2 separate regions of the Mus musculus genome follow, and region 1 is linked to region 2. Evidence: chromatin contacts called from ENCODE POLR2A ChIA-PET data. All regions are on one chromosome and are shown on one strand. The core of a region is the stretch at or near the end of the contact, and the rest is flanking DNA. Distances in the headings are between cores, read along the strand shown. Region 1 holds the start of Clk1 (CDC-like kinase 1). Region 2 overlaps Aox2 (aldehyde oxidase 2).

Region 1 (3,612 bases), core at 309-2,808, 65 kb before region 2:
TCCCTGTCTGACTGAGATCAGTGTTTGTGTGGTTTGTGAGCCAACTCCTGGACCCCAACATATACATGTAGGCAAAATATTCATACATGTACATTTAAAATTTTTTAAATTTTTAAAAAATTTTTTAATTTCTTTAAAAAATACTTTATTTGTGTGTGTGTGTGTGTAGGAATTGATTCTCTCTTTCCAGTATGTGTTTCCTGGAGATTGAACTCAGGTAGGCTTGGTGGCATTGTGTCTTTACCTGTTAAGCCAACGCCAGCACCCTCCTCTTCCCCTGTTTTTAGTTCTGGCTAGAATTTGCGATATAGACCACACTGAACTTGTACTCAGAGATAACCCTTGTCTCTGCCTCCTTAGTGCTGGGATATGCCACCATGCCCAGGTCTAGATTAACTCTTAAAGGTGAAAGCAAAGGAGTTGCAAAACTGATACCTACGCACCCCCCTTTTTCTCCTCCCCCTAATATCTACCTTTTTAGAGTTACCAGCGAAATAGGAGTTAAGCCGCCTGAGGCCACACTAACTGGGTTCCTGAGTGGGAGGCCGGAGCTGTATGGAAGGAAATGGCGAGAGAAATAATGGAGGCCAAGACACATTTCTGTTCAAGGCCCCCAAGTTTACTAAGAGTCTGTGCTTAAGCCTGGCGTGGGGCGCACGCCTTTAATCCCAGCACTCGGGAAGCAGAGGCAGGCGGATTTCTGAGTTTGAGGCCAGCCTGGTCTACAAAGTGAGTTCCAGGACAGCCAGAGCTACACAGAGAAACCCTGTCTCAAAACCATAACCCCCCGCCCCCCAAGCCATTCTTGATGCCTGTTGCCAGCCTGTAGGTGATCTGCTGGATGAAGTCTCTGGAATATCTAAAGGGCCTCTCAGCAGGTAGCAGTGGCAGGTGACGGAACAATAGAGCCATCTAAGTTGGAAGGTTCCACCCCAGGTAGTCTCATTCTCAGTGGCAACAAGGTCAAAGCCAGCCTACTCAAGGCTGGGGGAAGCTACTATGGGGGGGGGGGGGGCATCCTCAAAGTCTTCAAGACTACTTACTAATCTGTCTATTTACACTATTCCGCTCCTGTTCCACCATTTCTAACTTTTTGTTTTGTTTGGTTTGGTTTGGTTTTCGAGACAGGGTTTCTCTGTATATATAGCCCTGGCTGTCCTGGAACTCACTTTGTAGACCAGGCTGGCCTCGAACTCAGAAATCCGCCTGTCTCTGCCTCCCAAGTGCTGGGATTAAAGGCGTGTGCCACCATGCTCATTTCTAACATTTTTGGCGTCAGTGCATGTCATACCCAACCACTAAAAACTAGTTTAAGACAGGTCAACATAACTGTAGTCACTGAGTTACTAACCAGAGATACTTTGTTGGTGTAGTTTAAAAGGTTGCAGTCAGGAGGGAAGAGAAAAAGGAGAGAGGGAGAGCGAGCGTGGATTATACTATTACTGTAACCTGTAGTGTCTAAGTATCCTCAAGAAGCCACAGCAAGGACAGTCAGGACCAAGTCCTTCCATCCCTCGCCCATTTGGGCAGCGGGCCCGCGCCTGCGCACTCAGGACCGGTATAGGCCCCGCCCATCTACGTCACCAGTTTTTCCGAGAAGAAGCTCGCACTGCGTCTGTCCGCACCATTTTGTGTTGGGAGATCGTCGTAATCGTTTGCAGACTTCTCGCCGTCGCCTTGTAAGCTTTGTCTTCGCCTTGCAAGCTTTGTCTTCAGGGTTGGAAAGGTAAGACGCGGTGTCTGTCAGGGCCTTTCCTTGTATCTTCCCGCCGCCTCCAAGGACCCCGCTGCGGCTCTTCACGGCGGAGCCACGCGAAGGGGCTCTGTGCCCCGGCTGCGGAGCTCTGGCCGCTGGCTTCTGCGTAGGCGGGGACGATGCCCGCAGGCTCCGCGTCCCGAGGAGGGCCGGCCGACTGCAAGAGCCCGAGCTGCCGCGGCGGGACCTAAGATGGCGGTAGGGGGAAGGCCGCGCTCGTCCTTCGCCATGGCGGCGCCAGGGCGCGGCCTTCGCTTGGACTCGGTCGGTCCTGGTTTTGCTCTCGGCGGTGGCACGGCGCAGGTTTTGGTGCTGTTTTTCTTTATATTTGAAGCGAAAGGTCTTGGTAACCAGGCCGGCCCCACACGCTGCGGTCGCTGATCTTGTTAGAGATGGGCGCTGCGGGGACAGCGTCACAGCAGGCTGTCACCTCAGTTCTGTGTAGTTTCCGCCTTCGACGAAGAAAAGAATTTCAGAGGCGGTCGATAGATAGCGAAGTCGAGCATAATGAAAACGAGGCACACCGGGACAGCGCTTGTGAGAGCGAGGAACAAGTGATTTTTAAGAAGGTTTAGGATTTACTTAGGTTTTGTAACATTAAAACTCAAGACGGCCGGGCTGTACTGCCTGTCGCTCGCCTTTTAATCCCCTTTGAGCCTGTCTCAAAAAAAAAAAAGTTATAGAAAATTTCCTTTGTAAACAAAGTTGTAACGGGGGAGTTGTTTACCTTTAGGAAACAGGAGGGGAACACCCTAAGATTGTACGTCACTTCCGCTCTGAACAGCTTTATTTTCAACATCATGGCCTGTCCTGTACAGTTAAGTAGAGTGGCTTTATTGGTGGAGCCCGAATTTTGTTGACTCGGCATAAAAGGCGCGCCTGTTACCTTCTCAGGCTTTCCTCCCATATTTTCATAATTTTCCCAGTCTCCCTCTGCTAGCAGTAAGAGTGTCAGCGGGGACCGTGGGCATTTACTTGACGGTGAATTGGGAATTGAGGTCATCTGCTGAGCAGCTTTTTTTTTTTTTTTTTTTTTTTTTTAATAGCTGTAAACAAACACTTCATAACATCCAAACTGGTATTTTACCAAAAACAAACAAAACACTTTGGGGGCGGGGGCTGTTCCAGACAGGGTTTCTCTGTATAGCTCTGGCTGTCCTGGAACTCATTTTATAGACCAGGCTGGCCTCTTACTCAGAAGTCCGCCTGCCTCTGCCTCCCGAGTGCTGAGATTAAAGGTGTGCACCACCACGCCCAGTTAAAAAAAAACTTCTTAATTAGGGTCACTTGTGGTTACGTTGGTCGGAGACTTGGTTTGGGTAGAAATTGAACCTTGTGAACCTGTAAGTTGAACTTCTGAAAGAGCTGTCATACATTTTTCTTAAGTTTTAACCTTTTTCACTTAAGGTTTTAAACCTTTTTCACTTAATATGAATTTGGGCATTGTGAAAACAAGGTGAAAAAAAATCTGGCCGGGCATGGTGGCGCACACCTTTAATCTCAGCATTTGGGAGGCAGAGGCAGGTGGATTTCTGAGTTTGAGGTCAGCCTGGTCTACAAAGTGAGTTCCAGGACAGCCAGGGCTACACAGAGAAACCCTGTCTCGAAAAACCAAAAAAAAAAAAAAAAAAAATCTGTGAATAAAGTTTACATTGCAGAATCTGAGGCAATGCAATAATTTTTATGATTGCAGACAGTTGACTAAAATTTTAGAACTTTGATTTTAAACAAAACGTTAATGCTGGGGGTCACATGCATTTTATCCCAGTACTCCAGAGGCAAGAGGCAGGTGGCTCTTTGAATTCAAGGGCAACTTGGTGCACATAGTTAGAGCTACTCTATATTGAGGCTGTCTG
Region 2 (3,968 bases), core at 947-3,446:
TGACAGCTCACACTGATCTCAAAAAGGGTATAGTGGTTTGAATAAGAATGGCCCCCCATAGCCGGGCAGGGGTGGCACACTCATTTAGTCCCAGCACTTGGGAGGCAGAGGCAGGAGGATTTCTGAGTTTGAGGCCAGCCTGGTCTACAAAATGAGTTCCAGGACAGCCAGGGCTACACAGAGAAACCCTGTCTACAAAACAAAACAAAACAATGGCTCCCATAGGCGCAAATATTCAATGCTTAGTCATTAGGAAGTGGCACTATTTAGAGGTGCTAGGGGGCCTTGCTGGAGGAGTTGGGCTTTCAGAAGCGTAGTTATGCCCTATTGCCGTGAAGAGACACCATGACTAAGACAACTCTTATGGATGGGGTCGCCACAACATGAGGAACCATATTAAAGGTTGCAGCATTGGGAAGTTTGCAAACCACTGGTTTAGCCAACCGACCAGAGAGCTCTAGGGAATTTTATTTAGAATTATAATAACAGTAAGTAATAGTAATGGTGCTTGAGGGATAGCCCAATGGTTAACTCAGAGGACTAGAGTTTCATTTCCAAACGCCATGTCAGGTAACTCACAGGCTTACAACTGCCTGTAACTCCAGCTCCCAAGAATTCAGTGCTGTCTTCTGGCCTCAGTGGGTGCCTGCAGATATCTGCACACAGAGGCAGGCATATATGTGCAAAGACACATAAATAAATAAATATCAAATAGATAAGTAAGAAAATAAATTCTAAAAATGTAAGATGGAGATCAATCTAGGAAGATGCCCAGTGTCAGTATCAGGCCTGGCTTCTACACTCAAACACACATGAACACAAGTATACACACAAGAGCACGCACACATGTACCAAACACACATGCACATTCTCACAACAAACAGTCATTTCTGGTTGAAAGGATTATGGTTGATTTCAAGTTCCATCTTACTCTTTTTCTAAAGTGGACATGTCTTTCTCTCTCTTTCTTTCTTTCTCCCCTTTCTTTCTTTCTTTCTTTCTTTCTCCCCTTTCTTTCTTTCTTTCTTTCTTTCTTTCTTTCTTTCTTTCTTTCTTTCTTTCTTTCTTTCTTTCTTTCTTTCTTTCTTTCTCCCCTTTCTTTCTTTCTTTCTTTCTTTCTTTCTTTCTTTCTTTCTTTCTTTCTTTCTTTCTTTCTTTCTCTCTTTCTTATACAGTGTCTTATTATGTAGACCAGGCTATTCTGGGAACCACTGTGTAGACCAGGCTGGCCTTGAACTGACAAGCCTATCCACCCTTCCCCTCAAGTGCTCCATCAAGCATAGCATGTGTTACTTTTATAAAGACAAAATGTAAAACACTATTAAAATGAGCCTTACAATATTAAATATAGGCCCTACTATGAAGCGATATCTAGGAGCCATTGATGAATATTTTAGAAAGTTTGAGACTACTTTCACATTGAGAAAAGTGTCTGATTGATGGGCATTGCATAGTTAGTAGACAACTGGTGTCCACCAGGGTGTATTGACAAGGTCTCAGCAAGGAACTATCAGACTTGGCAGAAAATGCTGTCTCACCCCATGTGCCTCGGAGCCCAGCCGCCTGGCCTGAACTGTGAGTAAGAGCTAAGTGAGTCACTCCTTCCCACTGTATGTGACAGCTCTGCCAAACAACGCGCTGGCTAAAAACAGTCTGAATCTGGGGAAATGCAGGAGGCCATTTTCCAGCAGTCAGGCTGTGAGGAGGCTGAGAAGGAGGCTCGGATGAGCAGTGAAATTTCCGAGGCGCTCTTTATTACGTGCGTTTACTTTCCTTGCTCTGCGTCCACTCCAGAAAAGGATGCCTACCCTGTAAAATGGGACCCAGAGCACTGTTTTGAAGGTCACATGTGCTTAAGCTTTTGAGTAAGAGACAAGGTGATCTTACAGTGGCCCTGTGATGAGCAAGACCAGGAGAGTGCTATGCAGGAGCCCTGAGTTGAGAGGTGTCTGGTTCCTGCCTCTGTCCGTGGAGGAGGCACTGGTTGGAGGCAGATGACTGTCCTCATTGCTGTGTTCAGGAGACTAGGATGAATGTCTGAGCCACTACAGGACAATTCAGCCTCAGTCTCCCAGCTGCCAGGATTGCAAGCATTTACTACCACGCCCTATCACTTTATAGCTTGATTAGACACAGGTTAGGTCACAAACTGACACAGAAGCCAAGGGAGCAGGAAGTTGCAGTGAGCTTGCAGGAACAGAGCAGCTCCCTACCATGTCCGTGAACCGATCTGCACAGGCCATCCGCACCCACTCTGGGGTTGCTGGGCTCTTCACTGTGAAGTCCTCCGCTATGTCTCTTTGTCTCCGTGCCGCAGCCACCGCATCAACAATGGCAAAAAACACAGATGACCCTAGGAACATCCCAGACTCCCCGAGGCCCTGCAAGAAAACACATTTGTCTATTTTATTGGCCTTTTGAGACAGGGTCTCACTTTGTGGCTCTGGCTGGTCTGAAACTCACTATGTAGATCAGAATGAATTCACAGAGGTCACCTGCCTCTACAGTGCATTTGTTTTAAAAGCTTCTATAGTAGACAACAAGCTACTTTGGGACAGGGCGTCATCTTGTTCAGCACTGTATCCGCCTGCCTCTGCCTCCCAAGTGCTGGGATTAAAGGCGCCACCACCGCCTGGCTTTATAAATCACTTCTTAAATGGGAACTTTCTACATCTTCAGTTCTGTCTGGGTTAAGTATTTGTTCTATGGGAAGGGATGCACACTTGCTTACATGTACGTGCAGTCCATGTGTTTCTGTGGGGTAAGAGAAGGGCACCATTATTAGAACAGTCAATGGATTGACCTTGCCAGCTTCATAAGCAGAGGGGGAAATAGTTCCTCATTATGCCCCTGGGGCTAAGGGAAGCAGCATACTTGCCTGAGCTTTTCATTGTTGGGGGGAAACAACAGAATCACCAGCCATTTGGGAAGAGCTTATTTGGCTTACAGATCCTGATTATGAAGAAGAGTCAGGGCAGGAGCTCAAAGCAGAAACCAATGCAGAGGCCATCGAGGGATGCTGCTTACTGGCTTGCACAGCCTGCTTTCTTATAGAACCCAGGACCACTTGCCCAGGGTGGGACTGACCACAGTGGCTCCCCCACCCCCCATCAAATCCTGAGTCAAGAAAATGCCCCCACAAACTCACCTACCAGCCAGTCTGATAGAAACATTCTCTCAGTTGAAGTTCCTCTTCCCAGAGGACCCTGGCTTGTGTTAGCGGATAACATACTAACAAGTACAGTAGTGTATACTATACTATAGTACAGTAGTATATACTAACCCATAGTACAGTAGTGTATAATATACTATAGTACAGTAGTATATACTAACCCATAGTACAGTAGTGTATACTCTACTACAGTACAGTAGTATATACTAACCTATAGTACAGTAGTGTATACTATACTATAGTACAGTAGTGTAGGAGAGGAAGACTTGGGCGATGACAGACCTTCACGTGTAGGCAACAGGCAGGAATTCGAGGGCCATGCGGGCAGGTGAAGGACAATAAGGAGAGGAGAACTGGGTTCTGTGGAGAGACAGAGACCCCCTCCACGGTCTGTCTGAGGGGACAGCCATTCTTTGCTTCTGATAATTGTTACCTTCCATGAACGCACCCAAAATAACCAGAGCCGTCTTCTTTTTCAGAAAAGTTTCTGTATTTGTGGTTTTTGTTTTGTTTTTGGTGGTGGTGGGAATTGAACCAGGGGCTGTGTGCACACTAAGCAAGCATTTTCTTGCTGACTTTTATCCCCAATCTTTGTTTTCATTTTTTGGTTTCCGAGACAAGGTCTTACTGTGGAACCTGGACTGTAAAATGCACCATGGAGTCGACCAGGCTGGCTTTGAATATCCACATATCTTCCTGCTTTTACCTCCCCAGTACCATAGGCACTCACTCATCACCATGTCCTTCTTGGTCCTTGTGTGTTTTCCAGAGAGATCTTGCTTTGTAGCCTAGGCTG

What was found. ChIA-PET counts read pairs that join two places held with the same protein, here RNA polymerase II (POLR2A).
Region 1: POLR2A ChIA-PET joins it to region 2 with 10 read pairs in Patski. The contact joins the promoter of Clk1 here to the enhancer-like site in region 2. POLR2A ChIA-PET finds 5 or more read pairs at or near these places in 3 of 5 experiments (Patski and embryonic stem cell).

Annotation. Positions count from the first base shown.
Region 1 is chr1:58,422,034-58,425,645 of GRCm38, reverse strand. Clk1 (CDC-like kinase 1) reads left to right here and starts at 1,558. Exons shown (of 13, transcript NM_001042634.2): 1 at 1,558-1,726.
Region 2 is chr1:58,357,331-58,361,298 of GRCm38, reverse strand. It overlaps Aox2 (aldehyde oxidase 2), which reads right to left. Exons shown (of 36, transcript NM_001008419.2): 34 at 2,214-2,381. Among named protein-coding and RNA genes, the nearest start is that of Gm39644, 33 kb to the left of the region's middle. Within about 2 kb of position 2,196, at least 1 of the 3 ENCODE cell types and tissues checked has a DNase peak (open chromatin) inside an H3K27ac peak, as active enhancers do.